Linked DNA regions of Homo sapiens: region 1 is linked to region 2. Evidence: read pairs that join two places in POLR2A ChIA-PET (ENCODE). Cell type or tissue: GM12878. All regions are shown on one strand. Region 1 has its middle 16 kb from the start of LINC03035. Region 2 overlaps TCF4 (transcription factor 4).

Region 1 (4,000 bases), 170 kb before region 2:
CCAGAGTTTGATTTCCTTGAACAGAATTTCAACTGTAATACAGGCAAATAAGCAACTATGAGGACTCCTCGGAGGATACTTCCCATCCTCCATCTCTGAATGCTAGGAACACAAAAGCCAGAGGTTGGAGGAAAGTAGAAAGTAGAGATTTTATTTTATTTTATTTTATTTATTTATTTTTGCCATCCAAGGGATGGAATGGTATAACAGTGTTGCTAGTTTTTAATGACCATACAATTTTTGATTCTCCTCCCATCAAGAAGTGAGATCTTTGAACCCTCCCCTTGAATCTGGGTGGGCTTCTGTGACCACTTTGACCAATTAAGCATGATGGAAGCAATGCTTGTGACTGCCGATGTTAGGTCATAACAGGCCATGCAACTTCCACCTTGTGCTCTTGGAATACTCATTTTGGGGAAAACCAGGACCCCTGCAAGAAATTCAAATAATCTGCAGCTACTGTGCTGCAGATGCTAAATGAGAGGGCTTTGTCAACAGTCCCAGCTGAGCCCCACTTTCCAGCCGTCCCCACCAAGGCACCAGACATGTAAGTCAGGCTGTCTTGGCTCCTTCAGACCAGCCCTTCTGCCAGCTGAGAACCACTTATTTATTATTGGTAAATGCTGGGTATGAAAAAAAAAAACAACCAAATGAGCCCTGCCTGAATTCCTGAACTATGCAATCCATAGGATATAATAAAATGGATATTGTCTTAAGCTTCTAAGTTTAGGGAGGGTTTGCTATGCAGCAATGCTGCCCGGAACAGAAGGGCGCATGGCCTGAGGGTAAACTGTCAAAGGTCCTGCTGAGGGTGATCTGGGATGGAGAGGAATGATTGTTCACAAGTTGATGCTGCCAAGTGGGTCTGAATTGGAGGGCAGGGAAGATAAGGATGCTCCTCCATTGGCTTTTTTTTTCTTTTACTTTTTATTTTTCTTTTTTAAGATAGGGTCTCATTCTGTCACCCAGGCTGGAGTGCAGTGGCAAGAACGTGGCTCACTGCAGGCTTGACCTCCTGGGCACAAGGGATCCTGCTGCCTCAACCTCCCATGTAGCTGGGACCACAGACACATGCCGTCATGTCCAGCTAATTTTTTTTATTTATCTATTTTTTGTAGTGATTGGGGTCTTACTTTGTTGTCCAGGTTGGTCTTGAACTCCTGGTCTCAAGAGATCCTCCCACCTCAGCCTCCCAAAGGGATTACAGGTGTGAGCCACTACACCCAGCCCCCACTGGCTTTTGAAATAGGAATACTATCAAAACCCTCACACTCTTAACTCCCTATTGAATAACAAGCCTCTACTGAAGTCACAATAGGCAAGGGTCCTGACAACCTATTTTGTGGCCCCACTGTGTTACTTAAGGATTGTATTAGTTGACTAGGGTTGCCATGACAAAATACCACAAACTAGGTAACTTAAGCAACATAAAGCTATGATCTTACAGTTCTGGAGGCTAGATGTCTGAAATCAAGGTGTCTGTAGCGTTGGCTCCCTCCTAGGCCTGTGAAGTAGAATCTGTTCCATGCTTCTCTGCCAGTTTCTGATGGTTTTCTGGCAATCTTGGGCATTCCTGGGCTTATGGAAGCTCACCCCAGTCTCTGCCTTCATCTTCACATGGTGTTTCTGTGTGAATATCTATGTTCAAATGTTTCCTTTTTATAAGGACACCAGTCTTACTGAATTAGAGCCCATCCAATGACTTCTTCATAACTCAGCAAATTACATCTGCAATAACCTTATTTCCAAATCTGGTCACATTCTGAGGTACTAGTATTAGGGTTCCAACCTATGAATTTTGGGGGCAATTCAACCCATAATACGAGCTGCGTAATCTTGTACTATTATGGAAAATAATAATAAACCTCCGCTATTAGCTCAAAGAGATGCTGAGGGAGTTAAATAATCTAGGTAAACTGGAAAAGGCTGTGCATTGGTTTCAATGCCGAAATCTCCCTGCTCCCACCCTGAGCGACGCAGCATGCGAGGTGTGAGGTGTGATGTCCCACAAGCCAGGTGCTCAGATGCTGTGCCTACATGAGGGTGTGGGCTGAATGGGAGTCTCGGTGGCATTTTGCAAGGGGATTTTTTTGTCTGGTGTTTCTGTGCTGCGTGGGATGGAGCTCATTTATGTTATTTTCACTTCCTACATTAGCAATGGCAGGTGCACAGTTATGGAGAACTTCATCCCTCCCTGTCTGCTTCAGGGGTTTGTGTGTGGTCAAGTGGGACTGAAGAAAAGTAGCACACTCAACACAAGGGGTACAAGACAGCAAAGAATTCCATCCAGGCTACTTCTCTCATGCTGTCCAGCTGGGACAGGTCACAAGAAGGGGGTAATATTTTAGAGATCTTAAGGCAGGGATCTCAGAGTCCAGGAGACAAAGATGACTGCTGAAATTCATCACCTGCAGCCACTTCTCTCCTTCCTCAGCTCACTCTCAATGGACACTTGACCCATTACCCCCGGAGCCCTTGAAGCAGATGAACACAGCAGCAGTGTGTCCATGACTGCCAGGGGAGAGATGCCTTGGGAAGCCCTGTCAGAGGGGCCTGAGTTTACAGGAAAAGTCTAGTTTCCCAGCAAGGGAGACAGGCATTTTTTACTCATTTTATCAAGGCCAAGTTGATTTGGAACCAGTGCCCACTGATTGCCTGAATGGAGGTCAGGACTGTGTCGAAAATCTGGGCACATTTCCCTTTAAGCATTTGCACGTTCCATATTTGAAAGCCAAATCTGAGTCCAGGGACAAAATCTGCTTTAGTGAGGGCATCTGGGTGTCCTGGGATGAGATTGTGCAAAGCAGCCCATCAGAATTCCAGGCCCTGGGATCTTCCATGAAACCTCCCTCCGGTTTTACTGGGATAAAATGAAGATGAGATGACTGAAACCAAAGCTCCTAGGGAAGGAGAAATCTCAAGGAATAGTGTATCAGCTGACATTCTCTGGGGCTGCTATCTCAAAGCCTAAAGCAGAGAAACGGAAAAAGTCTGCTCCCCGGTAAGAAGAAAATCACCAGTTTGAATTGCAGAATATGCACTCAATTCACCCTCTATCCATCATACAGATGGGCATCTCCCTGCAGCTTTGTCCTGTCTCTTTTGCATCCTTCCCCTCCCCATGCCTGTTCTCTTCTCCTCTACAATTATGTTCTTGACTCTATGTGTGTCATAGAAAGAAATAAAATTTCAGGTTTAGGAGCTGGGGTTCTCAAAGTATGCTCTGAGGTCAACCTACATCAGAATTACCTCTTAGGATAGAGAAAGGCATCAAAAATCAGAGTTCCCAGCTCTGTCTTAAGCCTGTAGAAAAAGCAATTTCTGGAGGTGGCATCTGTTTAGGTTCTTGGTATCAAAGTGCGGTCCGAGGATCAGCAACACCAACAGCACCTGGAAGCTTGTTAGAAATGCAGGCTCTCAGGCGACATCCTGGACCCACTGAGTCAGTGACTGCATTTTAGCAAGCAAGCCCTTCCCTCCCCACCGCAGGTGAATCCCAGAGGCATTTATGCATATTAATGCTAAAGGGTCTATTAATTATCTGACCCTCCAGACCCAGAGCTGGGTTTCCCACCCAACCCTGTGGTCTTAGTAGCAAGACAATGATTCAAGAGACACTTTGGCCAGCTGCCCTCGATTTCCATTCTATTTCATCTGGATTAAAATAGCAAAGAAACTACAAAGCAGCTTCTTGGGACCTGACTTGTCAGCATCGTATCTTCCCTGCCCCCACCCTGACACTGTCTTTAGACTTCACATTTCCTGATTTGCAAAGCACAAACAATATTTATTATAGCACCAGTGGAATCTTTGCGTGGAATAAGAGACCCAGCTTTATCCATTCACATTTGGTCTAGCACTTCTTTTCGAATATGGCCAATATTATTTCTAGGTGCCTCACACTGACCTTTCAGTGAAGCACTCGTATGTGTATAAAATACCTATGAAGTGATAAAAAGAAATTGATGGTTACTTCCAGGGAAAGAAAGAAGGTGGCTTT
Region 2 (4,000 bases):
AAGCAGACATAGGTCATACTATGAATGGGCCACCTTAATGACAGGCATTTTCCCGGTCCAGAGAGCTACAAACGAGGAAGGGGGGATAAGATCATGTAGTCCAAACACAGGCGGCTTGGCCTGTCCCGTCCACATATTGACTGGTACATGTAGGTGTAAATGTCTGAGTTACATTGTATCTTAGGTCAAATTATATTCAAATTCCAACACAGCTATTTGAATTCTCCTGTGTGAATTTGTCAATGGAAATAATTAAATGTCATTAGATATGCAATAATTATTTTGAATCACGTAAGCACCATATAATTTTAAATAACCTTAGTTTCCAAGAAAGGGCTTGACAAACTGATAGAAACACTTTTAAATCACAGAACTTAGACGTCGAGGGCTTGGAGGACCTTGGTTATATATCAGTTAGGTCAAACTCTTCATTTTACAAAGAAAGCTAAGGCCAAGAATGGTGAAGTGACTTAAGATCCAACTTTCGATGCTTAGTTGGAGATCTAAAACAGATTTTGAACTCAGAAAACTTACAACACTGAACAATTATATAGGAGAGGGGAGGAGAGTTAGGGGGCAAGATGCGTTTATTTCCCAGAGCTTTTGTTTTAAAACAGTGTGTGTGTGTGTCCATACATGTATACACACACCTAGGTACAAGCATATAACATACATATATATACGTACATATATAGATAGAGGAAAATCATTTCCTTTTTCTTTATTGCAGGGGGAAAATCATAGTTCATTAACTCAGGCCAAGGCCAAGATGTCTAACTAAATTATAAAATTTAATATTTGCCACGATCCCTCCAACATAAACAGATTTAAAAGACATGCAGATTCAAATTAGGTGGCTGTTGGCAAGGCTGTTTTTATATGGAGATGCATTCAGCATTGTGGTAAATATCCTTGTCCTTATCCTCTAGCTAACAACAAACACCACAAACAAAAAAGACATTCAATATTTTTGCTCTCTTTGTTTCCAGGGAGTATTGTGAAAGTAATTATTCTGTTGTATTTAAGAGGCCTATTTCATGGATGGGAAAATGTATTAAATTTCATTTGGCAGTTATTCAATCCTAGTTAATGTTATCTCCAGAGATAACTGCTTCAAAACAGGCTTTCAGACCTCAGTCACTTCTATTCTACCATAATCCTTCTAAAAGAGTATACAATGGGAACTTTAGGAAACTTGTCATCAGTTTCTAGACCAAGTGATAATGACACAAAACTGGATATACTATTATAAACATTTTGGTACATCAAAATTAAAGTTTGCTATTAATGGCATCTGGTTTCCAATTTTGGACATAGATTTTTTTGGTTTTTAGAAAGAAGAACAACAACAAAATGGGACAAAGACAGAAGTCCTGGTAACTGCAACTTACTGTTACTTTTCTCTGTTGTTTTTCCATTAACACAAAAGAAAAGCTGATGGGTTTTCACTGTAATTAGAAACCCATTGATACAGAAAACAGTTTTGGTGTCTGAACTGTAATCTCCCCATGAAATATCAATTATACATGACAGTTGTAGAGTACTAGATTTCAGTTTCAATTATCTTGCCAGACCTCTGTCATATTAGAGGAAAGCAAACTTATTTTCTCAAATGTGCAAAACACCATTTAGTACAAAAGTGCATCTTTTAAAGAGGTGGGAAGCGGTCATGCAAACTTTTTTAATGGCTCACAGATGGGAATTAGGAAGTTCATGGAATGGCAGCAGTAGATAGATACTGTGAGGAACAACACTAGAGGCACAGAGGCTCTGCAGAAAACAAGACCTACCTCTAATAACCACCTGTTGTGGGAGAAAGAGCTAACATCTGGGACACTCCAACCACAAACATAATTTCCATATTTCTCAGTTTAAAAAATTATCAGATGATTTTTCTTTAGTACATGTGATTAAACCTTTAAGAGACTTTTCATTAACATCAGATCTGGATTCAATTCTTTTGTTTGGATTTTTACTTGATTCTTAACATGTATGTCGGGAGAAGATTTCATAACTGTCTTGAGAACACCTACATTGTTTTCCAGAAACATCACAGCTTCTCTTATGTTCTGTATGAAATGTAAGGTAATTCCTTATTGTGCAATTCTTGGAGATTTATTTAATATTGATTCTCCAGATAATAAAGTAATTTTCAAGAGGATTTAAACATGATCTAAATGATCCTGACCTTGGCAGTGCTTGTCTATCATATGATCAGCTGGGCTGAAACTCCCCTGGATGTTCACCAAAATGGTTAAATGAATGATTCTATGATATAGTTCAAGAAATGCAAACGGATGTGAGCCGACCTCAGTTCATCTTTCTTGTACTAACTCATACGTTCCATCTATTAAAACTGTTTCATTTCTCTCTTCTGTGTCCCACACCCTCAATTCTCGACATCATTTTCCTATACAGTGGAAACCATAACTGGAGAGAGCTCACCTAGCGGGGACACTGGCAGATTAACAGAGCCCATTCCTCTATCTCTTCCTTGCTCCACATAGCAGGCTAGTAAGTAGATGGTATGGAACTAAAGTTAATCCATCCTAGTGAACCAAACATATCTAGCACAGAGAATATGGTGAAGTCTAGCAATTATGTGTAAACAGCTTTTGTTTAAAGGAAAAGACAACTGGACACTTGATTTACACTTGGAATTCTGAATGCCTGAAGTGCAAGCATACCTGTGAGAGTGCACAGTCATGCTGCTGACCTCCACACAGTTTTTAGCCAGTCCAGGTGGCCCATCCCTAAGGATCCCTAGGGATTTACCATTACCCATTGGCCTTTATTTCTTAAATGCTTTTCTTGTTATTCAAGTAACACATGCTTACTGTAATATATTTGAAAAGAGAGTAGAAGTATAAAGAAGCTCACCTAAACGAATGAACCATTTCTTCCCCATCACTTTCCAAATACTCATCTTTTAAATGCAATATTCTCTCTCCATCAGTTGATGCAATATTAAGGCTTCAGCCTGGCTCTTGCTTGCTGTATGGATCCAGTCTAAGAGGTCCACCTTGTGCTGATGCATCCTTCACCTAGACTCCCAGGACCAATGCAGTTCCCTCCTATTTTTAAATTCCTCACTATCAATGTTCAATTACCTACGCATGGCCTCTCATCTGCTGGGTTAACGCCCACATCACTAAGGCTTGAGCAAAGCCCTCCCTGCTCTGTCTGCTGGGCTAGTTTTTTCCTCCTAACTCACCAACTGCTTCTCTTTTATTAGCCTCACAGATCCCCTCACTCTCTGACCCTTCAGGGCTGAGTGGATCTCCAGAAATCTCCACTTTCTTGTCACCTCACGAGCTCACTATGCATTACAGACACCACCCTTAAAACACATTCAAGGTCATTGTTGAATGGTGCAGGGCATAAACTTCAATAAGTTTGTTTTGCTGCCATTCGTAAAGCCTATACTTGTCTCCATTTGTGGGCATCCCATCCCAAGGACAGGAACTGCACAGGTCACTGCACGGGAGTGTAATAGTACAATGTGCAGTTAGATGCTTAGCAAATGATGACACAAATGCTATGGATCTGTGAGACTATGTCTGAAATTTAATTGTTTGATATTGCCAAATATACATTTAGCATGTTTCTATCAAATAAACATTTCACTTAATTTGACAAGCGCCTTATGAAAGTGTACTATATGCAAGGCACTACATGGGCATTTGCAAGGAAAAATAAACACGTCTATGACTTTGCAGGCACTGATTTTTTTTTTTTTTTTTAAGATGGAGTGTTGCTTTGTTGCCCAGAAAGGAGTGCAGTGGCATGATCTTGGCTCACTGCAACCTCCGCCTCCCGGGTTCAAGCGATTCTCCTGCCTCAGCCTCCCCAGTAGCTGGGATTACAGGCGTGCACCTTTACGCCCAGCTAATTTTTGTATTTTTAGTAGAGACGGGGTTTCACCATGTTGGCTAGGCTGGTCTCGAACTCCTGAACTTGTGATCCTCCCGCCTTGGCTTCCCAAAGTGCTGGGATTACA

Evidence for each region. Peaks named below come from ENCODE experiments on the same cell type or tissue, not always from the same donor. Only the 100,000 strongest peaks of a DNase experiment are listed, where the experiment ranks them.
Region 1: POLR2A ChIA-PET joins it to region 2 with 6 read pairs; 1 of 35 experiments calls an interaction of 5 or more read pairs at or near these places.

What each region holds. Positions count from the first base shown.
Region 1 is chr18:55,067,611-55,071,610 of GRCh38, forward strand. No RefSeq gene overlaps it. Among named protein-coding and RNA genes, the nearest start is that of LINC03035, 16 kb to the right of the region's middle. RefSeq lists an enhancer at 2,173-2,402. In GM12878, no CTCF peak of the experiment used is centred here; a DNase peak (open chromatin) is centred at 2,121; H3K27ac peaks cover 972 bases.
Region 2 is chr18:55,238,885-55,242,884 of GRCh38, forward strand. All of the region lies in intron 15 of TCF4 (transcription factor 4), which reads right to left. Among named protein-coding and RNA genes, the nearest start is that of LINC01929, 120 kb to the left of the region's middle. RefSeq lists an enhancer at 2,346-2,455. In GM12878, no CTCF peak of the experiment used is centred here; a DNase peak (open chromatin) is centred at 2,315; H3K27ac peaks cover 1,620 bases.